2 separate regions of the Homo sapiens genome follow, and region 1 is linked to region 2. A link is an interaction called in ENCODE POLR2A ChIA-PET data of the cell type or tissue named here. Cell type or tissue: PC-3. All regions are shown on one strand. Links, peaks and the distances in the headings refer to the core of each region. The heading gives the core; the rest is flanking DNA.

Evidence for each region. Peaks named below come from ENCODE experiments on the same cell type or tissue, not always from the same donor. Only the 100,000 strongest peaks of a DNase experiment are listed, where the experiment ranks them.
Region 1: POLR2A ChIA-PET joins it to region 2 with 9 read pairs; 3 of 35 experiments call an interaction of 5 or more read pairs at or near these places.

What each region holds. Positions count from the first base shown.
Region 1 is chr17:7,806,242-7,814,241 of GRCh38, forward strand. DNAH2 (dynein axonemal heavy chain 2) reads left to right here. Exons shown (of 86, transcript NM_020877.5): 62 at 909-1,078; 63 at 1,229-1,345. Among named protein-coding and RNA genes, the nearest start is that of KDM6B, 24 kb to the right of the region's middle. In PC-3, for the core only: no CTCF peak of the experiment used is centred there; a DNase peak (open chromatin) is centred at 3,350; H3K4me3 peaks cover 1,103 bases; H3K27ac peaks cover 2,497 bases.
Region 2 is chr17:8,019,668-8,036,957 of GRCh38, forward strand. GUCY2D (guanylate cyclase 2D, retinal) reads left to right here. Exons shown (of 20, transcript NM_000180.4): 20 at 461-675. It also overlaps the pseudogene LOC124904131. Among named protein-coding and RNA genes, the nearest start is that of ALOX15B, 11 kb to the right of the region's middle. In PC-3, for the core only: no CTCF peak of the experiment used is centred there; a DNase peak (open chromatin) is centred at 9,694; H3K27ac peaks cover 2,473 bases.

The sequences.
Region 1 (8,000 bases), core at 1-8,000, 220 kb before region 2:
GGCTGGGATGAATTATGACATTCAGTAGGTTAGATGCATTAAATGCATTTTTGATTTACCATATTTTCAATGTATGATGGGCTTATCGGGAGCATCTGTATATTAACCAAAATTGTCCTAAAGATAGAAGAATGGGCCAGGCACGGTGGCTCACGCCTGTAATCCCAGCACTTTGGGAGGCTGAGGCAGGTGGATCACGAGGTCAGGAGATCGAGACCATCCTGGCTAACACGGTGAAACCCTGTCTCTACTACAAAATACAAAAAAATTAGCCGGGTGTGGTGGCAGGCACCTGTAGTCCCAGCTACTCGGGAGGCTGAGGCAGGAGAATGGTGTGAATCTGGGAGGCGGAGCTTGCAGTGAGCCGAGATTGCACCTCTGCACTCCAGCCTGGGCAACAGAGCGACACTCCATCTCAAAAAAAAAAAAAAAAAAAAAAAAGATAGAAGAATGTATTGCTGCATCCAAGGGCAGGAATGCCCTCAGGCCCCCAGAGGGGAACAAGAATCAGAAAATGGGAACCGGGACTCTGTGTTCCATTCTTGTGGTTTACTCTGCTCTGGGTTCCCATAGTAGAATACAGCCTGCCAGTCTCGGTTTGGTGATCCCTGCCCTAGAAGAAAGTGCAAAGCAGAGAGAAAAAAAGTGAAGTGTAGGGTGGCTTGGCTGAGTGTTCAAGGTAAGTGATGAGAGAGGAGCTGGGAAGATTGTCGAGGACCTTGGGGACTGAGAGGTGCCCAGAGACAGAGTCAAGTCAGAGGGAGGAACTAGGGGCCAGGTCAGATAATTTGGCCTTAGGAACTGAGCCCAGGAAAAATGTGGCTATGCGTGAGTAGTGGAGGTGAAACTGCTGGACAAGGAGGATGGCATTAAGCCTCTGGCTAAGGCCCCTAATTTTCATCCCACAGGGGAACAGAACTTCATCAAGTCACTGATCAACTTTGATAAAGACAATATCTCAGATAAGGTTCTGAAGAAGATTGGGGCCTACTGCGCCCAGCCTGACTTCCAGCCTGATATCATCGGCCGCGTCTCCCTGGCTGCCAAGTCCCTCTGCATGTGGGTGCGGGCCATGGAGGTAAAGGCGTCAGGGCTGGGGCGGGGCGGTAGGGAGGGCAGGCCTGGGGGAGTGCGGATGCACAGACCCAGGTGGAAGGAGGGGATGCCTGGAGGTGAGGGGGTTGGTGGGTTGGTGGGCGACTCCCACAGCCTGACTGTCTCCCCACAGCTGTATGGGCGGCTATATCGGGTGGTGGAGCCCAAGCGAATCCGAATGAACGCTGCCTTGGCTCAGCTTCGGGAGAAGCAAGCCGCGCTCGCTGAGGCCCAGGAGAAGCTGCGGGAGGTGAGCTGATCGCCTGTCCTTTCCACGGAGGTCCCTCTCCCTGAGTTCTGGATTGCTTCATTAAGCATTTGTTTTCCCCCATCTAATTCTAGCCCCCTTCCCCATGTCCTGTGCCATTCCAGTCCTGTCTCCTTCCCACTCTGTGCCCTGTTTAGACTGGGCTGCCTCTGGCTCAGAAAGCTAAGTCAATTGCAGAGGGTTATAAAGGCTCAAAGGCACTGCGACCCAGGAGCCCTTCCAAAGATTGACTTGGGAGCTGGCAATCTCTGTCACACCCTTCGGAGATGGCGCCTGAGATATTAACTGATGACATCTGCGTGGCAAATTGGTCTTTGCCAGAGGGATGGGTCAAGAGTGTCTGTGTCGCTTCTGTGGACCAAGAACAACGTGAGGGTGTCTGTGCATATGTTGTGTGGGGACGGGCTCTCCCAGAGGCCAAGTGGGTTAGTTACCGTGAGGAGTCTGGGCAACCCAGGCGATCTCCTGCAAGATGCATGCATGAGGCTGGGCGCCACGGCTCATGCCTGTAATCCCAGCACTTTGGGAGGCCGAGGTAGGTGGACCACCTGAGGTCATGAGTTCAAGACTAGCCTGGCCAACATGGTGAAACCCTATCTCTACTAAAAATACAAAAATTAGCCGGGCATGGTGGCAGGCACCTGTAATCCCAGCTACTCAGGAGGCTGAGGCATGAGAATCGCTTGAACCCAGGAGGTGGAGGTTGCAGTGAGCCAAGTTCACACCACTGCAATGCAGCCTGGCGACAGAGTGAGACTGTCTCAGAAAAAAAAAAAAAAAAGATGCATGCATAAGTGACTCCTGAACCAGGCAGAATGATGGGCAAGTGCCATTATCAAAAAAATTCAAAATTCTTCCAGTTTATCATTTGATTTTTTAAATGATTGATTTAATAGGTGATACTACTCTGTCCCCAAGGTAATACAGTTACATGGTTTGAAGTGTGAAAGGTACAAAGGAGTATCCAATAAGAAGTTTCCCCTCGCCCACCTTCTGTTCTCTAGTCACCAGCTTTCCTCTCTGAAAGCAGCCGATATTACTGTCACCCAGGCTGGAGTGCAGTGGCGCAATCTCAGCTCACTGCAACCTCCACCTCCTGGGTTCAAGAGATTCTCCTGCCTCAGCCTCCTGAGTAGCTGGGACTACAGGTGCCCGCCACCACGCCCGGCTGATTTTTGTATTTTTAGTAGAGACGGGGTTTTGCCATGTTGGCCAGGCTGGTCTCAAACTCCTGACCTCAGGTGATCTGCCAGCCTCAGCCTCTCAAAGTGCTGGGATTACAGGCATGAGCCACTGCCCCCAGCCTGCACCTTACTATCTTATTTACCTGTGAGTTGAAGATTGTTCCTTATCAGTATGTAAAGAGCCTCTGCTTTCTTTTTACCACTGCATGATATTCCAGTGGGTAGCTACAGGGACACCATCATTTATTTAACTGTTCCCCATTTGAGGGAGACACTGTTTCCAATCTTTGGATCTTTGCTTGCCCTGTAACTTTGTTGGTGCTATCTTCATATAGAAATTTAAAATATTTATATAATTGAAGCTGGCCATACAATTTCAAACTGTTTTACCTAAAACCAACTTTGGAAAACATCCAGGTTCGACCTCCACAGATCAGATGAGGAGCCTGAGGCTAGGGAGATCAAGGGCTCACTGGCTCGTCACCGTCAGAGCTGGGCTAGATCCTGTGTTTCCTGACTTCACGCCTCTCTGCCCACAGCTCATCCCCGTTTTTTTCCTGCTGTAGGCATCTTTACTGTCAAAAGCTAAGCTGCCCACGAGGCCTCTTCTGTGCAGGGAACTCACCCAGGTTGGGTGAACGGGGCTTCTCTCTGCACCTCTGCACCTGCTCCTCCACGGCTCCGTCCCTGCTACCACCGCCACCTCCCAACCTCTCACAAAACTTTGCTCTTTTACTCTGTCTTTTCCCAAGAGCGAAGAATCACAGGTGTGGCAATCTGTTTGGAAAGGGTTTTCACCTAGATGAATCATATCCTGGGCTAAATAATTAGGAGTGGTTCCTCATATGTGAAAAATGGGACCTCTGGGGTGCACTGCCAACAACATCATTCATCAAACAAGCATTTATAGTGCACCCAGTGTTAGGTATTTTGGTGGAGGGTCCACACCCACACTTGAGAACCCCTAAGTGAAAAGAGAAAGCAGACAGGGAACAAACATTTCTCCTTTTTTACGGACAAAGCCTGTGACGTTTATGAGCCAAATGCACCTTAAAAAAAAAAAAAAAGCAGCAGCAGCATTTATGTGTTTATTTTTAGAGATGGGGTCTTGCTGTGTTGCCCAGGCTGGTCTTGGTCTTGAATTCCCATCTCAGTCTTACAAGTTGTTGGGATTACAGGTGTGAGCCACCGTGCCCCGAAATGTACCTTCCTTTCCTTCCTTCCCTCCCTCCCTTCCTTCCTTCCTTCCTTTTCTTCTTTCTTTTCTTTCTTTTTTTTCTTTTTTTTTTTTTTGAGACAGGATCTCACTCTGTCGCCCAGACTGGAATGCAGTGGCGCAATCACGACTCACTGCAGCCTTGACTTCCTGGGCTCTGGTGATCCTCCCACCCAAGCCTCCTGAGTAGCTGGGCCTACAGGCACACTCCACTATTCCTGGCTAATTTTTTATATTTTTTGTAGAGACGGGGTTTCACCATGTTGCCCAGTCTGGTCTTGAACTCGTGGGCTCAAGTGATCCTCCTGCCTTGGCCTCCCAAGTTGCTAGGATTACAAGGGTGAGCCACCCCACCTGGCCCAAATATACCCTTTTTGTTTTGTTTTGTTTCGTTTTGTTTTTGAGAGAGAGTCTCGCTCTATCACCCAGGCTGGAGCACGGTGGTGCGATCCCAGCTCGCTGTAACTTCTGCCTCCCAGATTCAAGTGATTCTCCTGCCTCAGCCTCCCGAGTAGCTGGGATTACAGGCGTCTGCCACCACGCCCGGCTAATTTTTGTATTTTTAGTAGAGATGGGGTTTCACCACGTTGGCCAGGCTGGTCTTGAACTTCTTACCTCAAGTGATCTGCCCGTCTCGGCCTCCCAAAGTGCTGGGATTACAGGTGTGAGCCACCGCGCCTGCCCCCAAATGTACCTTTTAATACAACTTCACAACTAGGCACTGTGCCCTGGGCCCTGCCAGGCCAATTAAGTAAGAATCCCTGGCAGAGCCTAAGAATCAGCATTTTAAAAGCTTTCCTGTCAGAACCTACCAGAGATGGGAAAGCTTATGCATGGTACTGAGGCTCAGGTCTGAAAAGAGGCTCAGAGCCCAACTACATTGCAGATCAGAACAAATTTTGAGTAAATAGCTTTAGCCATTACTCACTTGTCAGCTAGTTCTGATATACAACAAGGGTTACAAACCAGTGGCGTAGATAGGGCCCCAGAAGGCTCTGAAATGGGTCAGAACAGAATCTTAATATACTTTAAGGCGACTGTATCCCCAAGTCTGAACATTCCCATTTTTTCCCATTTTGCATTCCAAATTATGTCTTAATCTACTTTAGGGCAACTATATCCCTAAGGTTGAACATTCAGATTTTTTTCCCATTTTGCATTCCAAATTATGTCTAGTCACATTGTCCAACATAACATATCAGAGGCCATTTAGTTCAATTAAATGACAGCATTAAAACGCTCCAATAATAACAATATACAGAAATTCCACAAATTTGAATATAACCCCTAGGGAGAAATTAAATTTCAAAGATTAAATAAATCCCTTTGCAAACTAAAGTCCAAAGAAATGGAAATTCGACATCAACTAATCTTGCCTTTGTGAGTTAAAAATCTAGACTTCAACCTTCTGAAGTTAAAGTCCCCAAGTCATCCTCCCCAACTTCCTGTTCTGCTCCATCTCAGCTGAGGGGTTATCTCAGTTCATTTGGGCTCCTATAACAAAATACTGGGTAATTTATAAATAACAGAAATTGATATCTTACAGTTCCGAAGGCTGGAAAGTCTAAAATCAAGGTGCAAGTACATTCAATGTCTGGTAGGGTCAGTTCCTCATGGATGACGCTTATGTGTGTCTTCACATAACAGAAGGGACAAACAAGCTTTCTTGGGCTTCTTTTACTAGGGCACTAATCCCATTCCTGAGGGCCCTACCCCCGTGACCTAATCACCTCCCAGATGCCCCACCTCCCAACACCACTCCACTGGAGATTAAGTTTGAAAATGAATTTGAGTGAGACATGACATTTGGACCGTAGCAGGGTGGGGGTTCTCTGGGTAGATCAGTTTTCTTAACCTGGGCTGTTTCTCCCTGGAAAAGGATGTTGTTCCTCAGGACCTCAGAGGCTGTATTAAGTTCAGAATGAAGTCTCTCGTGAGCATTATTTGAGATTAAAATAGAACTCAAGGGTCTTAATAAGGCATACACAACTTGCAGATAAAATTACGTTGCCAAAAAACTGGTTATTACCATTGCCAAAGACCGTAGAAGAAACCCAATAGCATTTGAGGTAATGAGGATACACAGAGAAAATCTTGGTTTTAGCTTTACCAAAATGTCAGTTATCTGGAACCATGACTTGTGCACTTAAATTTAACTAGGAGAAATCTTTAGCAATAGATTAATATAAGAGATACAATCTAACCAATAAGCATTTACTGGATCGGGGGTTATAAATCCACACATATGTATACATTCTTTTCTTAGGGGGTTGATCGTGGTAAAATACATATAAAATATATCATTATAACCATTTTGAAGTGCACCATTCAGGCTGGGCTTGGTGGCTCATGCCTGTGATCCTAGCTCTTTGGGAGGCAGGGGCCGGGGGATTGCTTGAGCCTAGAAGTTGGAGATCAGCCTGGGCAACATAGAGAGACTTTGTGTCCACAAAATATAAAAAAATCAGCCAGACACAGTGGCGCACACCTGTAGTTCCAGCTACTTGGAAGGCTGAGGTGGGAGGATCACTTGAGCCCAGAAGGTTGAGGGTGCAGTGAGCTATGATTATGCCACTGTCCTCCAGCCTGGGCAACAGAGCAAAATCCTGCCTCAAAAAATAAAGATAAAAATAAAGCCAGGTGCGGTGGCTCACGCCTGGAATCCCAGCACTCTGGGAGGCCGAGGTGTGCGGATCACCCAAGGTCAGGAGTTTGAGACCAGCCTGGCCAACATGGTGAAACCCTGTCTCTACTAAAAATACCAAAAAAAAAAAAAAAAAAAAAAAAAAAAAGCTGGGCGTGGTGGTGGGCACCTGTAATCCTAGCTACTAGGGAGGCTGAGGCAGGAGAATCACTTGAACCCGGGAGGCGGGGTTTGCAGTGAGCTGAGAAGCTGAGACTGAATGATTGCACTCCAGCCTGAGTGACAAGAGTGAGACTCTGTGTCAAAAAAAAAAAAAGCCTAAAATGGATACACCAGGCAACAGCAGTAAGACTACTTGTATATGTATAGAATACCTCTGGAAGGAGAGTCAAGGAACAGGTAACACTGGCTGCCTCTAAAGAAGGAACCTGGCTGAGTGGGGAACAGGGTTAGGAGGAAGATCTTTCATATCCTCATGCCCTTAGGCCTTTTGAATTTTTGATAGCTATTAAAAAATTCACAAAGTAAAATTTAAAGGAACGAGAAATAGCAGTGTGAAGACGTGCTTATGCCTGTATACGAATTTCTCTTTTTTTCTTTTGTAGGTTTTTTTTTTTGGTGGGGGGCATAGAGACAGGGTCTTGCTGTGCTGCTACGGTCTCAAACTTCTGGCCTCAAGCAATCCTCCCGCCTCTGCCTCCCAGAGTGCTGGGATTACAGGTGTGAGCCACCATGCCTGGCCTTGTACAAGGATATTTATTACAGCGTTGTTAATAGCAGAATGTTGGAAAAACACAAATGTGTATCCGTAGGAGACTTGTTACATAAATCATAGTTCAGTCTCACATAAGAGTATTTTGCAGCTACTAAAAAGAATGAGGCAGCTCACAAGAACTGATTTGGAAACAAGTAAAAAAAATAGTGAAGTACAAACAGTATTATAGCATATAACCACTGATTAAAAATTCATTTATTCTGGCCAGGCCCAGTGGCTCATGCCTGTAATTCCAGCACTTTGGGAGGTTGACGCGGGTGGATGACTGGAGGTCAGGAGTTCGAGACCAGCCTGGCCAACATGTTGAAACACTGTCTCTACTAGAAATACAAAAATTAGCCAGGCATGGTGGTGCACACCTGTAATCCCAGCTACTCGGAAGGCTGAGGCAGGAGAATCGCTTGAACCCAGGAGGTGGAGGTTGCAGTGAGCCAAGATGGCGCCACTGCACTCCAGCCTGGGCGACAGTGTGAGACTCTGTCTCAAAAAAAAAAAAAAAAATTATTTATTCAAAAAAATATGTGAGTGCTGGGCATTATTTTAGGTCTAAGGATTCAGTGGTGAACAAGTCTCTGACTTCACTGTGCTTATATTTTCTTTATATATAAATGATTCTGTGCATGGACTATTCTAGAAAGCTACACGGGAAACTAGGGCAGGGCCTGGGACCAGGCTCAGGAATGGCAGGAAGACTTCCCCTTAACCGGGTGCACTTTCGTTCCTTTTGGATTTTGATTTATGTAAATATATTCACTATTCTCCAAAAAAAAAAAAAAAAAAACAGATAGTAAAAATTATTTTCTAAGATATGACAAAGA
Region 2 (17,290 bases), core at 8,457-16,456:
TGCTCTATTCTCCTGTCTTTGTGTCCCCACAGTCCCCTTTCTGCCTGGCAGTCTCTGTCTGCCTTTCTCTGCAGTTTCCACCATTTCTCTGGAAATCTTATTTCCTGGACCCAGTCGGTTATCCAGTCTCAGGGCTCTGCTGACTCAAGTCCTCCCCACCCTGTTCCTGTGGCCTGGGCAACTCCCAGCGCATGAGAGCACCGGGGCCTGGCTTGGTCACTGGGCATCCCCCACCTTCAGATGTGTTTACACTACCTCTGCCAGCTGGCCTGCGCCAGGAGCCCACACTTGCGGTTGTCCTTGCCTTGGAGATGGCTCTGTAGCTGGCAGAGCAGTGATGGCCAAAGCAGGGACCTCTCATAGCTGCTGCTTCAATCCCACGGCAGAGACTCTACAGCGTGTCCCGGGGCTCACCTGGCGCCTTTTTTTTTTTTTTTTTTTTTTTTGTGCTTCTCCTTAGGGTCTGGGCCCTGCTCCCTGTCCCATCTGCAGTGGACCCCAGGCACCCCCCTTTGAGGAGGTGGGGTGAACTGCTCCTTGGCAGGGATTTGTGACACTGCATTGCTGGGCTGTGTTCCTCGGGCTCTTCTGGACCTTGCACCGTGGATACCAGGCCATGTGCCATGGTATTTGGGTCCTGGGAGGGTGGGTGAAATAAAGGCATGCTGTCTTCCATGTTGTGGTGTGTGCTGCTTTTAGCCAGGAGAGTAGTCTCGACACCCCCATCTCTGGAACGCTCAGCCCTGCCATTTCCAGGGAGGGTTTCAGATAGGGTTGAACCTTAGAGATGGCCTGAAGAGGGGAAGTGGCCGGGGCCAACAGCTCCCAGGAACTCCTCTGCTCAGAGAACCAGTTGGGGAAGTCTCGGGCCTCTCAGGCTGCTGGAAAAGACCAGGGTCTCTGACGCTTTTAAGGTGGGTGATGTGGCTTCATCCCTTGATTGTATGCAGGAGGGAAGAAGGAAGAGAAGGACAGAGCTTGTCTATGCCATGACTCCATGACCCATGGACCATAACCTACAAACATGGGAGCCAGAGTCCAAGACTGAAGGAACAGGGCCCCCAGATGGGAAAGGTGAGGTCCACTGGTCTCTGGGCAGGACCTCATCAACAACCCACACTCCACCTCTGACCCTTCACAAACCTGCCCCTGGAGCTTCAGAGCAGGAGAGACTATCCCAAAATCACCAGTGGGTGACTGGCCCCTAAGTCTTCCGGGAGCCCAGCTGTTCCCGTGCCAGGCCCAATGTCCCAGACAGGATGACCTGTAATGGACATCGACTGTGCTGCCTTCCTACATCCATCCTGCTGGGCAGTGGGCAGCCATCTGTGCCCCATTCTTAATCCCAGTGGAAGTGGCTAGAACTGACTGCTGACTTCCCCCTTCAGGCCAGCCCAATCATTCCGTTCCTCTGGCCTCAAAGACAGATGAGCTGGGCCAGGCTGATGAAGCTCGGTGCTGGGACGTTGTTTGAAGCCATGGGGAGAAATTGTCTTCTTGGGGGGTTGCTGAGAGGATGGGACATTGAGAGATCCTTGCCACCACAAAGACAGAGCTGAACTGGCAGATGGAGAGAGACAAAGTCCTGATGGCTACTGTCTGAGCTGGGATACCTCACTGGGCCTAAAGCCAAGTCCGGCTGTTTAAGCAACATGGGCCAGCAAATTATTTTCTTTGCTTAAGCCAGGTTGCGTTGGGTTCTTTCTTTTCTTTCTTTCTTCCTTTCTTTCCTTTCTCTTTTCTTTCTCTTCTTTCTTTTTCTCTCTCTCTCTCTCTCTCTCTCTCTTCTTCTTTCATACCTCAAAACCCTCACGATGGCTGGGCACAGTGGCTCATGCCTGTAATCCCAGCACTTGGGGTGGCTGAGGTAAGAGAATCACTAGAGCCTAGGAGTTCTAGACCAGCCTGGGCAACATAGCAAAATCTTGTCTCTACAAAACACAAAAATTAGCCAAGCATGGTGGTGCACACCTGCAGTCCCAGCTACTCCGGAGGCTGAGGCAGGATGATCACTTGAGCCCGGAAGGTCAAGGTTGCAGTGAGCTGAGATCACACCACTGCATTCCAGAGCGAGACTGTCACAAACAAACAAAAACCTTCGTGATGTTTTCACGGTGATGAAATGTTGGTCCATTTGATTACGATGTGCTGATGGCTGCAAGTTCAACAGGTGGCTTTCCCATCTACTCCACCTCCTCACCCAAACCACTATGCCAAGCAGACACCTATCCATAGCCACGCACTTTATGGCCTCGCCTCAACATCATTCCCTTTGTCTCTGGCCAGCATGTCATCTCCTAGGCCTCTCTCTCAGCCTTGATCACCCACTCCCAAGCTGCATGCCTCCATCGGCATATTCCTATTGCAACTATCAACCAGGGGCCGCTGAGGCCACAGGGGTTCTCCTGCATGGACTGGCTGGTCCTCAACCACAGTCCCTGGGGTCACCTCTCCCAGGGCTTAGCCTTTATCCAAGGATAAAGGGATGGGCACCCAGAGCTCCTGCCACACTCTCTTCCAGGGCAGAGGCGAGGGCAGGGTAGGTCGCGGCCCCAGTGGAAACAAGGCCTGAGGGACTGCATACCCAGCTTTGAAGGTCTGCCCTGGAAGGCCCCAGACTGCTTCAGGCTCTGAAAAGGCAATGAGGAGGGTCCAGTGCTGAGCTCTTATCCTCAATGATGCCAAGGGGTGGAAGCCTTTCTGGCGCTTGGAGAAGAGGCCCAGCCATGGGGTGGCTGAAATAGATGATCTCAGATTATCTCAAGACCAGAGCTGATCCCAGAAACTGGTCCTTCCCTGAGTAAATGCTTCCCAGAGAAGGCCAGAGGACATGCCCTGTGATGATGCAGCTGTACAAGATGCTCCACTGGGAGCCAGAAGGGAAGCAGAGCTGGAGGTCCTGTGCTCCTCTTTTGAAGAAGGGAGAGGTTTAAGATCATCAGCATGCTGAAGGGGGGAAGCCAGTACTGTGAGGGAGACATGGGATGGGGTGACGGGGGAATGAGGCTCCTGTGTCCAGTGGGGATAGATCCAAGCACTGCGGAGTGATTGCCTTGGATGGGAAGAAGGGAAGCCTTTGAAAGAGGATTAGAATAGGACAGCTTGGGCCTGGGAGGAGCTGCACATTCCAGGACTTTCCATCAAGAGTTTCTGTTTTTTCAAGAAAGTGGAAGGTGAGGTCATCTTCTGAGTGTGTGGGGGAGGGAGGAGTACTATTTTCCTTGCTAAGTGCTAGAAACTGGGCTAAGCACTTTACCTGATAAACCTCATTTGATACCTTGAGAATCTCACGAGGCATGTGCAGTTGGTCATTGGTATCCACAGGACCTACATCCTCAGATATTTTTTAAGGGGGAGGGGGAACGGAGTCTCACTCTATCACCCAGGCTGCAGTGCAGTGGCATGATCTCAGCTCACTGCAACCTCCGCCTTCCAGGCTCAAGCGATTCTCCTGCCTCAGCCTCCTGAGTAGCTGGGATTACAGGCGTGCGCCATGATGCTCAGCTATACATCCTCAGATTTAACCAACAGCAGATAGACAATATCTAAAAAACAAAACAAAAAATAACAATACAACAATAAAAATAATACAAATAAAAACAATACAGTATAACAACTATTTGCATAGCATTTATATTGTATTAGGTAATCTAGAAAAGATTTAAGGTACACAAGAGTTTGTACTTAGGTTACACACAAATACTTCTGCACCATTTTATATCAGGAACTTGAGCATCCTCAGATTTTGGTATCCAAGGGGGTCCCGGAACCAATCCCCTAAGGATACCCAAGGATAACTGTCTATTACACTTCTGTTTTACAGATGTTAACACTGAGGCTTAGAAAGGTCGTTTGGACTGCCCAAGGTCACAAAAGCTACTAAATGAGCACTGGGACTCTACTTTTCCAAAGTCTTAAACTCTACACTATTTTTTTAATAACACAATGGGTTTATATTTAATATAGTACTTCTCATCAGGAGGATGTTACTCAGTTAATATAAAGTTTTTTTCAAAACACTAAATCTCTTTTCCATGTCGATGTCAATAGTTTTTTTTTTTAACATTAAATTTTTTTCCGCATTTCAGTATTAGATACACTGAATACATTTTTCTAAATGTTTTTTCCCCAGAGATAAAAGTTTTCCTTTTTGGCTGACTCTCCAATATCTAAATATAATATTAACTTGGGAGACAACAAAACAAAAATCTAATAAAGGAATGGAGAAAAGACTCCTCAACGATTCAGGAGGCAGTGATTATAACCGAACAGTGGTGATTTCCTAAGATTCTGGGCAAGAACTTCCTTCTTCCTATTTCACATGCTTTGAGAGAATTCTAAGATTATGAAATATTACTTATGTAAATTTCAGCCATCTTACTTCTTTGACCGCCTTTCTAACTAGCAAATTATAGGCTGCATTTTTCTGTGCATTATTTGTTGTAAAGAAAACATTTTTTTTTCTATTTATAAATGTATGTTTGTTCCCATTTCATGGAAACAATGAAAAATGTGAAACTCCCTTATTTACTGATTCTTGGAACCTTTCACACACCAAAGCTCAGGTTTAGCCTCTATAGCACAAAGGTTTTCAGGGTGAGGTTTGACTCAGTAGGCCTTTCAAAGTCACATCTGTCCATTTCTTTTTCATGCGTATACCCCCGGGCGATTGCATCACCGCCTTCTACTGCTTCCACAACAGGCAGCACCAAAAGCAGTGACATGAGGACTAAGCACAACTGTGTTGAAACTGAGGTCATGATATTGGAATCTTGAGGGCTGAAGGTTCCAAAGAAATGGTATATATAGAATTCTATCTGACTTGAAATTTTCCCTTCCTGGAGCTCCGGATGCTGAGATTAAGAGGTTCCACGTGACATGACCTTCCAGGAAGCAGCCATTACAGGAATCTAAACTCTACATTATTAATAAAGAGGCAAGAACTGATGGGACCAAGTCCCTGAGGAAATAGAAGTAGCTCTGGACAACAGAAGGCAAACCTCTTCCTCTGAGCCGGGAGCAGGAATAGGAGAGATGAAGTCCACATGTTTTGTTTGTTTGTTTGCTTGAGATGGAGTCTCACTCTGTCACCCAGGCTGGAGTGCAGGGGCACGATCTCAGCTCACTGCAACCTCCACCTCCCAGGTTCAAGTGATTCTCCTGCCTCAGCCTCCCGAGTAGATGGGATTACAGGTGTGCGCCACCATGCCCAGCTAATTTTTGTATTTTTAGTGGAGACAGGATTTCACTATGTTGGCCAGGCTGGTCTTGAACTCCTGACCTCAGGTGATCCTCCCACCTTGGCCTCCCAAGATGCTGGGATTACAGGCATGAGCCAACATGCCCAGCCAAGTCCACAAGTTTTTAATGGGAAGTAAAGGCTGCCAAAGAGCTTCCTTTCTGGCGTCATCAGGGACAAGGATGGCTGGGTGTCTGGCATGAATCAGATAAATGGACAGGGAGTCAGGTGAGAGTTTGAGGGGTCTTTGGTGAGGGTAGGGGACAGGGAGGGAGCTCAGCGGGGAGGGGGTCTTTGTGGAGTTCCAGATCTCCCAGGTCTTCAGCCTCCTGGGGCCCAGGATCCCTGAGTGTGGAGACCCTGAGGAAAGAGCCACTCTCTAGTGTCAAGCATTCTCAGCCTCAAGGACCCAGCCTGCGGCATAAGAGGGCACTAATAACCCAAATAGCAACGTACACAAGAGGGACATCACAGGGCTGGGGGCGGCGGGCGGGTGCACAGGGAATGTGGAGGTGGGCCAGAGGCCTGGAGCCCATGACAGCATGAGGCCTGTTCAGCCATTGCCAGAAGCCAGGGTGCATTTCCCTGACCAGAAAAGACCCTGCCACTAGCCAAAGCTAGCTGAGGCCTTGGACGCATTGGATTTCCCTGTTTGGAAAATGTATAAGGGAATTACCAGACAGCTTAGGGGAGGCAGCTATTCACCCAGGGCTGGGGGTCCTCACATTTGCAGAGGCCCCACACTGCGTGGTTCTTTTCTTTAGCATGGCTCAGCAGCCCCAGAGCAGGGGCCAGGGAGGGGAATAGGGCTTAACCAGGGGCATCTGGGGCAAGACAGGGTGGCAGGAGGATTTAAGGGCTTAGGGAGAAAGTGATGAAGTGCCTCAGACACTAGTTTTAAACCTACCTCCTGCAAGCAGCCTTCCTCAAATCACATGGGGGATATTGATTTTGTTTTCTATTACCTGGAAATGGTCTCCCCATCGTTTCTGAGAAATCCACACTACCTCACAGCTCATTGGCATTGCCAACTTGCCTCCAGTGGGCACAGCCAGCCTAGCATCTTGTATAAACCCTCCCCAGTGGACACGGGAAATTGGACCACGGGTGGGTTCCTGTCCCAAACTGGGTCAGTGAGAGCCCTTTGCTGGGGAACGTGGAGCTGATGCAAAGACACTCCAAAACCGTCTGTCTACCTCTTAGAGAATCCATAAACACAAGCTGTTGTGGCACTCATTCTCTGCCTTGGGAACTGGAAACAGAAAGAACTGGAAAAGCGAGAGAGGACAAAACAAACATGCAGAGAAGAGAGAGATGGAGAGAATTTTCTAAGTTCTTACAACGAACGCTCTAGTCTCTGCCTTTGGCTATCCCTGAGGCCCTGCTGGATCCCTAGCATTTTGTCCTTACAATAAATTCTCCTCTTTGCTCAAGTTCTCTCTACTATCTCTGTTCCTTACAAATTTAAGAGTCCTAATTACCCCAATCTCCCCAACCTCTAGAGTATTTCAGTCCTGTCTTCCTTCTGTTATGGATCCACTATTGCCCTGGGCCATATTTTACCTTGAAGATGACACTAGGGGTTTCTTCTTTCCTTCGAGACAGGGTCTCACTCTGTCTCCCAGGAGAGAGTGCAGTGGCGCCATCATTGCTCACTGCAGCCTTAACCTCCTGGGCTCAAGTGATCCTCCCACCTCAGCCTCCTGAGTAGCTAGAACTGCAAGTGTGCACCACCACAACTGGCTACTTTTTTTAATTGTTATTTTTATAGAGACAGGGTCTCACTATGTTTCCCAAGCTAATCTCAAACTCTGGGCTCAAGTGAGCCTCTTGCCTCCCAAAGTCCTGGGAGTATAGACATGAGCCACTGCACCTGGCCCTTTTTTTTTTTTTAAATTAAAGGAAAGTTTATTCTTTTTGTACAAGTATCTTCAGGTATTTATAATTTTACAGTTTATATTCATACATATAATTCTAGATGATTAAGAAAGGGATCCATTTTTATAAGTTGAAGAGGTCAAGATGAAAGTGTTTTTCCTTTTGATATATGGTTTTAAAGCCACAGTCTTTTCTATGAGATATTAAAGCTCCAAATGAAAGTATGGTTCTCCATTGTATGGGAGAAGTTTATTTTCTTTTGTTTCCAGCAAAGCTGTCAGCCCCCAGCCTCCATCATGGCACTAACTAGCTACACATGAGTGACTGGAACACACATCTCTACAACTGGCCCAGTCCCCACCAGGTATGTTTAAAGAGGCTGCCTTTGAGGACCCTATAATAAAGGAATCCTTTATCAAAGGACATGCCCAAACCAGGTGCAACAATCCCACAGACTCTACTAATGCACACTTTATTGCCAGGGACAGTGACATTCATGGAGAGCAGAGCAGAATCCTCCCAATTTACTAGCAGCAGCCAAATTCTCAATCTTTTCCAAAGGGAATGAAGATCCAGCATGCTCCTCTGCCACTCCTCTCATGAGCAGGTAGGAGAGTGGGCACTCACTGGGCAGAGCCAGAGAGGAGGGGCAGCCATCCAGGAGAAGGAGGATGACGCTAGGTTTCATCTTCTATGTCAATTTCAACCAGTTGGTTGTGCCTCTCTAGAATGCTATGATGACAAAGATTCTGAGGCCATTTTCAGGCTTAAAAAGAATTCATGGGTTGATTAACAATGTCTGCCATGGGCACGGATTGGGAAGGGGCTGAGTGCTCACCATGTATATTCACTGACCTTGTCACACATACAACACCCAGCTCATTGCCACCCCTGTAGACACGCATAAGACATACTTGTTGAATGAATACATGACATGATTATCTAAGGGACCCCTTTGGTGGGATGAGTGACAGGGATGCAGGACACGAAAGATGTGAGGAGGAGCAGAACAGATAAGACAGAGACATGTGATGCTCTCAGTTCAGGAATCAAATACACAGGGTTGAGAGACCTCCGTATTCATCAGGATTCTTCTGATCTAAAGGGTTTCAATTTTTTTGTAAAGGAAACGTTTGCTTCAGGTAACCAAAAAAAGAGACCAAGAATAGGTCTTGCTTCAGGTATCGGTGCATCCAGGAGCTCCCGCACTGTATCTCTACATGCCATTCAGCTGTGCTTTTGTCTGTGTTGTCTTCATTCTCAGGTGGGCTCTCCTGAAATGGTCACAGAAATAGCCAGCAACCATTTCAAGGCTTGCTTACATACTATAATCTCAGCAACTAAAACAAACAAACAAACAAAAAATCCCAGGGCTGATTTTTTGTTGTTTGTTTGTTTTTAAAGACAGGGTCTTGCTCTGTTGCCCAGGTTGGAGTACAGTGGCAGGATCATCAATCACTCTGTAACCTCAGTTCCTGGGCTCAAGCTATCCTCCTGCCTCAGCCTCCCAAGTAGCTGGGAGTACAGGCGTGTGCCACCATCCCCAGATAATTTCCAAGTCCTGCCTAATTTTGCCCAAACTGAATCATGTGCCCACCCCTGGAGCCAGAGAGTGAAGCGAGCTCTACTGTAATCATGTGGGCTGAGAATGGGGAAGGAATTATTCTTTACAGGAAAATGGGGATGTTGCTACCTGAATAAGGGGACTGGGTGCTGCCATCACATACCTTCCATTATATTCCCTTGGGCTGTGGGTTTTTCCCATCAAATCAGTAGCTACTGGAGAGCAAGGATGTTGTCCTGTTTATCCTTTCATCCCCAGCACCCTGCACAAGACCTGACTCAGAAGTTTCCAGACCCCTCCTAGCTGATGCAAGACCTCATCCATGTCTTACTGACAGAGTAAAATGACCAGGAAGGAGCTCTCACACCATCCCTGCCCTCCAGCCCACAGACCCTTCTGTGACTGTACCCATCTGCCCAGCCTCCTGCCTATTATGATGGAAGATGTGTTCCTGCTCTGCTGTGAGAGTGGTTTGCTGCCCAGCCTTTGTTCCCCATCTTCCTGGTACCAACCCCACAGATTTCCTTTATGAAACTACCCATTCCTATTCTCAGCCATGTGATCTGAATGAGACTGACTCCATCCCCAATTCCAGGGATACACCATTGTTGGCTTAAACCATTCCGTATATTCCCTGCTTCTGGCCACACTGGTCGGTTCAGGGATCACAGTGATCAATGAAAAATGACCTGGGGGGCAGCCACCTGCCAGAGTTTTGGAAAAGAGAAGCGTCAACCCTCCTCCTCAGGTGCTAGCAGAAAAAAACTCCCTCTCTTCTCCTGGTTGTTGTGGCACGAGGACGTGAGTTCTGGAACTAATTCCAGAACAGCAGCCCTGGGTAGAGCCCAAGATTGAAGTCAACACTACAGAAGGCAGAAAGAAGAGGCCAAAAGACGTCAGGGCCTTGGTCATCTCTGGGGCAGCCATGCTGTAACCACAAGGCTGGGGAGGCAGAGAACAGCATTATCACCCTCAACTTAGACCAAACATGATTCAGCACTGGGGCTGGCCACATTCCTGCCCTGAAGCAAATTTTGGTTTGATGAAGGCAGAAGGGAGAACGACATTAGGGCGGGTAATTCATTGTGTCTGTCACACACCCTACCTTTGCTACTGTAGATGCTGATAACCAACTGCATTGGGAAAGTCAGCTTCAGTTGGAATTTTCTGTTGCTTGAACTTCAGCCTTACTTGTTGCCAGCATCCCTACTTGGGCTCTGGGGCTGCCACCTTCACTTTCTTGGGTTTTCACTTCTGAAATGGGCTCTTCTCCCTCCTGCATCAACTTTCCTCCCTCGTTCCCAAGAAGACATAAACACGCTTCACGGGCAGCAGTTCTCAATGGTGGCTGCATACTGGAATATCCAGAAAGCTTTAAAAAATGCTTAATACCGGTGGCTCACGCCTGTAATCCCAGCACTTTGGGAGGCCGAGGCGGGCAGATCATGAGGTCAGGAGATCGAGACCATCCTGGCTAACATGGTGAAACTCCGTCTCTACTAAAAATACAAAAAAATTAGCCGGGCGTGGTGGCGGGCACCTGTAGTCCCAGCTACTCGGGAGGCTGAGGCAGGAGAATGGCGTGAACCCAGGAGGCAGAGCTTGCAGTGAGCTGAGATCACACCACTGCACTCCAGCCTGGGCAACAGAGCAAGACTCCGTCTCAAAAAAAAAAAAAAAAAAAAAAAAAAAGGTTAATACCTGGGTCCAATATCCGGAATCTGGGGAGGGACCTAGGCATTGCTTTTTATATTGCCGAGGCTGGTCTCAAACTCCTGGCCTCAAATAATCCTCCCGCCTTCACCCCCACAAAGTGCTGGGATTACAGGTGTGAGCCACCATGCCTGGCCACAATTTCTTTTTATAACTTGTAAAGTTACAAGTTTGAAAAAACAAATAAGATGATGCAAAACAAAATTAAAATGAATTCAAACATTTTATCAAAGGCCTATCTCATTCTGCTTAGCCCTATCTTAGGATTCTCCACAAAATTCAGCTAAGAAGACTTCAGTTTTACCTCTTCCAAGGTACTCCCTGCTTCAGCAGAAGTACGTAGAAAACAGTAAAAGGTGCTAGAATGGGGCTATGGATGCAACTGGTAGGGAATTAGAGGTGGAGAAGGGCAACAGGTTGATCTTCTAAGTTATTATGGATAAAAGTGGAAGATTTAACACAAACATGGACTTTTTCTCCCTCCAAAACCCCATTCAAATGGCAGTAAAAGAACTTTTTTTTTTTTTTTTTTTTTTGAGACGAGGTTTTACTCTTGTTGCCCTGGCTGGAATGCAATGACATGATCTCGGCTCAGCACAACCTCCGCCTCCCAGGTTCAAGTGATTCTCCTGCCTCAGCCTCCCAAGCAGCTGGGATTACAGGCATGTGCCACCACGCCCGGCTAATTTTTTGTATTTTTAGTAGAGACGGGGTTTCTCCATGTTAGTCAGGCTGGTCTTGAACTCCTGACCTCAGGTGATCCACCGGCCTCAGCCTCCCAAAGTGCTGAGATTACAGGCGTGAGCCACTGTGCCCAGCCAATAATTTTTTTTTTTTAATGGTGTTGTGGGCCAGGTGCAGTGGCTCACACCTGTAATCCTAGCACTTTGGGAAGCTGAGGCAAGAGGATTGCTTTAGCCTAGGAGTTTGAAACCAGCCTGGGCAATGTAGGGAGACCTGGTCTCTACAAAAAAAATTTAAAAATTAGCTAGGCATGGTGGCATGTACCTGTGGTCCCAGCTACTCCAAAGGCTGAGGTGGGAGGATCGCTTGAGCCTGGAAGATTGAGGCTGCAGTGAGCTGTGATTATGCCACTGCACTCCAGCCTGGGTGACAAAGGAGACCCTGTCTCAAAAACAAAAAACAAAAAATGGTGTGGTAGATTAAACATGTACACTGATTCTTTCCTCCTCCTTCTATCAAGAGGTTGAGTCCATTTCCCCTCCCACATGGACTCTGGGCTGGTCTGTGACTTGCCTTGACCCATGCAATGCATCAAAAGTGACACTGCGCCAGCTTCTGGTCTGGGCTGCAAGAGGCCTCTGGGATCCGTGCACCATGTAGTGAAGCTCAGGAAGGATTATTGAATGATGAGCAACCACGTGGAGAAAGACCCCGCCGGCCCCCAGCCATGCTGGACATGTGAGTGGAACCATTCTTGGATATTCCAGTGCCAGCCTATCTCCCAGGCGAATGTAGTTGCATGAAGGACTCCAGCTGACACTGCATGGACTCCTGCCCAAATTGCAAAATCATCTGCAAATACATGGTTCTTGGTGTTTTAAGCTACTATGGTTTATAGTAGTTTATTCTGCAGCAATAGATAATACCCACATACCACAAATATCAGAAACAAACAGGCCGGGCGCAGCGACTCACGCCTATAATCCCAGTACTTTGGGAGGCCGAGGCAGTTGGATCACCTGAAGTCAGGAGTTCAAGACCAGCCTGGCCAACATTGCGAACGCCGTCTCTACTAAGAATATGAAAATTATCTGGGCATGGTGCCGAATGCCTGTAGTCCTAGCTACTCAGGAGGCTGAGGCAAGATAATCGCTTGAACCCAGGAGGCAGAGGTTGCAGTGAGCCAAAATCGTGCCACTGCACTCCAGCCTGGGTGACAGAGAGAGATTCCATCTTAAAACAAAAACAAAAAAAGAAACAAACAAAAATCCAAAATACCTTATCACTAATATCCTCAGAGAAACAAGGTCAAATATCGCAAGCATGAAACACAAACAGATTACTAATAAAACAAATATACACAGGCTGGACATGGTGGCCCATGTCTATATTCCCAGCTACTCAGGAGGGTGAGGTAGGAAGGTCACTTGAGTCTAGCAGTTCAAGGCCAGCATGGGCAACATAGCAAGACCCCACCAGTGAAAAAAATATGATAGGAGGAATAATAGCTCAATAGGACTAGAGGAGAAAGTTGAGAAAATCTACTAGAAAACAGAACAAAAGGCAAAATGATGGGAAATTGGAAATAAAATAAAATGGAGAATAAATGAAATCGAGAATGGGAACTGGAGAGCCAGTTTGGGAGACCCAACATCTAAAGTATAAGTTCAAAAAAGAGACACTGAAAAAATAAAGAGAAGGAAATAATCGATGAAATAATTCAAGACATCTTCCCAACACTGAGGGTCATGAATTTCAAGACTGAAAGGACCTACTGAGAGCACTGCACAATTAATAAAAATTGACTACACCTTGGCACATCATTGTGAAATTATGGAAGCTGGGCCAGGGAGAGGCTCCTAAAAGCTTCTGGAGAAAATGTCATGTCATATGAAAATAATCAGGAATGCAAATAGCTCTAGGCTTCTTTATAGCAACACTGCTACCATTGGAGCAGTGCTTTCAAAATTCCGAACCAAAAAAAAAAAAAAATTGATTTCAGAGCTACTATTTAAGTGTATAGATAGATTATAGGCATTTCCAGACATGCAAAGTCTTAAAAACTTCTCCTCCCTCCCACATACCCTTTCTTGCTTAGCCCAAGAAATAAGCCAGGAAATAACAAAACATGAGATCCGGGAAACAAATCTCCAGCACAGCAGAGAGGTAAAAGGAAGACAAAGGATGGTGGTGAAGCAAGAGCTCAGGAGGACCAGGAAAGAAGCCAACAGGACACACTGGAGAGACTCCTTCACACAGTGGAACCGACTGGGAAATGGATGTGTCTGAACTGATAGAGAGGCAATCTGAACAAGTGGTGAAGTTTCGGATTAAACTAATGAAAAATATATAGAAAACCAGACCAATAATATAATCATTATTATATAGAGAAACAACAAAAGGTTTTGTATGGAAGAAAAAAATAATTACAGTATACTATAAATGTCCCCTATGAATAGCATATCCATAACAAAAATCACGTAAACACTGAGTGTCGTTTGCTCGGTCCTAATAAAACTGTACTAGAAGGATGGGGGTGAGAAACGTTTGCAAATGGGAGCAAGACTAGGAAAGAAAATGAAATCCTATCTTCCAGGCCAGGCACGGTGGCTCACGCCTGTAATCCCAGCACTTTGGGAGGCCGAGGCGGGCAGATCACAAGGTCAGGAGTTCGAGACCAGCCTGACCAACATGGTGAAACCCTGTCTCTACTAAAAATACAAAAATTAGCCGGGCGTGGTGGCGCATGCCTGTTATCCCAGCTACTCAGGAGGCTGAGGCTGGAAAATCACTTGAACCTAGGAGGCGGAGGTTGCGGTGAGCCAAGATCATGCCATTGCACTCCAGCCTGGGTAACAAGAGCGAAACTCCGTCTCAAAAAAAAAAAAAAAAAATCCTATCTTCCACAGGGGGAAGCCAATATTTGCCTAAAGCTGAAAAATCATTAAATAAACAATCATGCATGCTATTTTGAGATGCAGTGGTTTAGATTATCAAAGAAAGTAGTGAAAGTTATTGTCTTTCATGAGAGGGAAAGGACAGAAGTGGAGCAGGAAGCAGTTGTTGGTGAGAGATTTGTAGAACTATTTGACTCTTTAAATCATATGCATCTACAGCTTTGATGAGAATATTCGAATTTAAAAGAAAGTAAAAGAGAAGACAGGAAAGAGGAAGGAAGGGAGGGAGGGAGGGAGGGAAACAAAGGCCCGGTGCAGTGGCTCACGCCTGTAATCCCAGCACTTTAGGAGGCTGAGGCAGGTGGACCACCTGAGGTCAGGAGTTTGAGACCAGCCTGGCCAATGTGGCAAAACCTCATCTCTACTAAAAATACAAAAAAATTAGCCGAGCGTGGTGATGGGCACCTGTAATCCCAGCTACTCAGGAGGCTGAGGCAGGAGAATGGCTTGAACCCAGGAGGCAGAGGTTGCAGTGAGCCGAGTTGGTGCCATTGCACTCCAGCCTGGGCAACGGAGCAAGACTCCATCTCAAAAAAAAAAGAAGGCAAGCAGGAGCCAAATCATTCAGGGGCTCAAAGATGGGGTGCACATGACTTAATGGACATTTTAAAATCTCAAGTAAACCCCTTTCCCAGTCAGGGCTCAGATTTCTTCATCTATATCTTGAGGGGTTGGGTGACAACTCCTGTTCAACCTGTCTGAGATCATCATGAGCTGTAGGACAGAATGTAATAAAATATTTACATGATCAAGGGCGATGGTTCTTTTTTTTTTTAACCTTTTAAGTAGGAAGGGTAATGTGCTGTAACAAGATTTGAGACAAGCATGTCTCATATATAAGCATAAAAACCCAATCATCATGCTTACCAAGTACAAAAGGATCAAGGGCAGTGGTTCTAAAGAAGAATCACCCTACTGTAAAATGTAGATTCCCTGGCTAATCTTCTGGGGAGTCTGCCTCCTTGGTGTGAGGCAGGGATGGGGAACTGGCATTTTTTTTTTCTTTTGAGACAGAGTCTCACACTGCTCATTCTGCTGCCCAGGCTGGAGTGCAGTGGCATGATCTCGGCTCACTGGAATCTCTGCGTCCTGGGTTCAAGCGATTCTCCTGCCTCAGTCTCCTGAGTAGCTGGGACCATGGGCACCCACCAACAGGCCCAGCTAATTTTTGTATTTTTAGTAAAGATGGTGTTTTGCCATGTTGGCCAGGCTGGTCTCAAACCCCTGACCTCAAGTGATCCACCCACCTCTGCCTCCCAAAGTGCTGGGATTATAGGCAGGAGTCACATCCAACCCGGAACTGACATTTTTAATAAGCATTCAAAGACATCTGATGCCAGCCATCTGCTTGCCACACGTTGAGCAACGCTACTCCAGGACAAGTCCTTGGAGGTGCAAGATCACAGGTTTAATTGAGATAAAACGGCAAATCAATTCCCCTTTTCAGGGAGAAAGTGTCAATTTGGTATTGATATGTTTTTAGCACCCCTTTAGCGTTAGATAATCTCCTGGAACAGGGAGCTGGCCACAGGCAAAAGAATCTACCTGGAATTGAATTACACTGTTTGGTTTTCATTGCATTCTCCTTTATTCTTACCTTCTATTATGGGAAATGAAACGAATTTTCGATTTACAATAGTGACACAAAGTTTCCTTTAAAATAGATTCACTGAAATTTCTAAGTATCCAAGGATGTATTTTAGGATGAAGAGACAATAAAGCATTTTCACTTTTTCCTAGACTCACTAGATTTTGGCACATGGATACTTGCAATATTGATTTGTATTATGAGAGTGATCTAATTATTACAAAAGGAGCTATAATCACTAACTTATTCTTAATAATAATGGTTACTGGTACCTTTACAATAATGTACAATCCAATGTTTAAAAATGATACCACTTGAGTTTGGTTTGATCCTATAAACTTTCAACAAATGTCTTGGGAGGCCAAGGCAGGCGGATCACAAGGTCAGAGATGGAGACCATCCTGGCTAACACGGTGAAACCCTGTCTCTACTAAAAGTACAAAAAATTAGCCAGGCGTGGTGGTGGGAGCCTGTAGTCCCAGCTACTCAGGAGGCTGAGGCAGGAGAACGGCGTGAACCCGGGAGGCGGAGCTTGCAGTGAGCCAAGATTGCGCCACTGCACTCCAGCCTGGGCGACAGAGCGAGACTCCATCTCAAAAAAAAGAAAAAAGAAAAAAAATTTTTTTTTCAACAAATGTCTTAAAATTTAAAAGCAGGCTGATTAGTTTGGAACCAGACTACAAGTAGAGCTAACATTTGGTGAATAAGAAAACATCACACTACATTTTGGATGTATGAAAGAAAACTTGACCATGTGAAGATATATGAATAAAGAAATGTACTATAGATACTACTTTAGGAAAAAAAAGAGTGATCTATAAATAAAAACATTTGACGTATTTGAAAACGTGTGGGTCTTGCATACGACTCACATGATAAATCTAAAATTCAACCTAGCAATGGATAAGAATTAAGAACGGATGGTTTGGGCAAAGGACATTAACAGACATTGCTCCAAAGGTGATACATAAATGGCCAACAAGCAAATGGAAAGATGCTTAACATTACCGATTATTAGGGAAATGCAGATCAAAACCACAATGAGATACCAGTTCAGGCCCATTAAAATGGCTATTATCAAATAAACAGAAAATAACAAGCATTGGTGGACAAACTGGAACCCTCCTCCTGCATTGCTGGTGGGAATGTAAAATGTTGCGTCCATTGTGGAAAATAGTATGGCGGTTCCTCAAAAAATTAAATATACAGGCTGGGCACAGTGGCTCACGTCTGTAATCCCAGCACTTTGGGAGGCCGAGGTGGGTGGATCGCCTGAGGTCAGGAGTTCAAGATCAGCCTGGTCAATGTGGTGAAACCCCATCTCTATTAAAAATACAAAAATTAGCTGGGCATGGTGGCAGGCGCCTGTAATCCCAGCTACTTAGCAGGCTGAGGCAGGAGAATCGCTTAAACCCAGGAGGCGGAGGTTGCAGTGAGCACAGATTGCGCCACTGCACTCCAGCCTGGGCAACAGAGCGAGACTCGGTCTCAAAAAAAAAAAAAAAAAATTAAACATACTGTTACCATATGATCCAGCAATTCTACTACTAGGTATATATCCTAAAGAATTGAAAGTAAGAACTGGAGCGTGCAATATTGGTTTTCTGTTCCTGTGTTAGTTTGCTAAGGATAATGGCCTCCAGCTCTATCCATGTTCCCACAAAGGA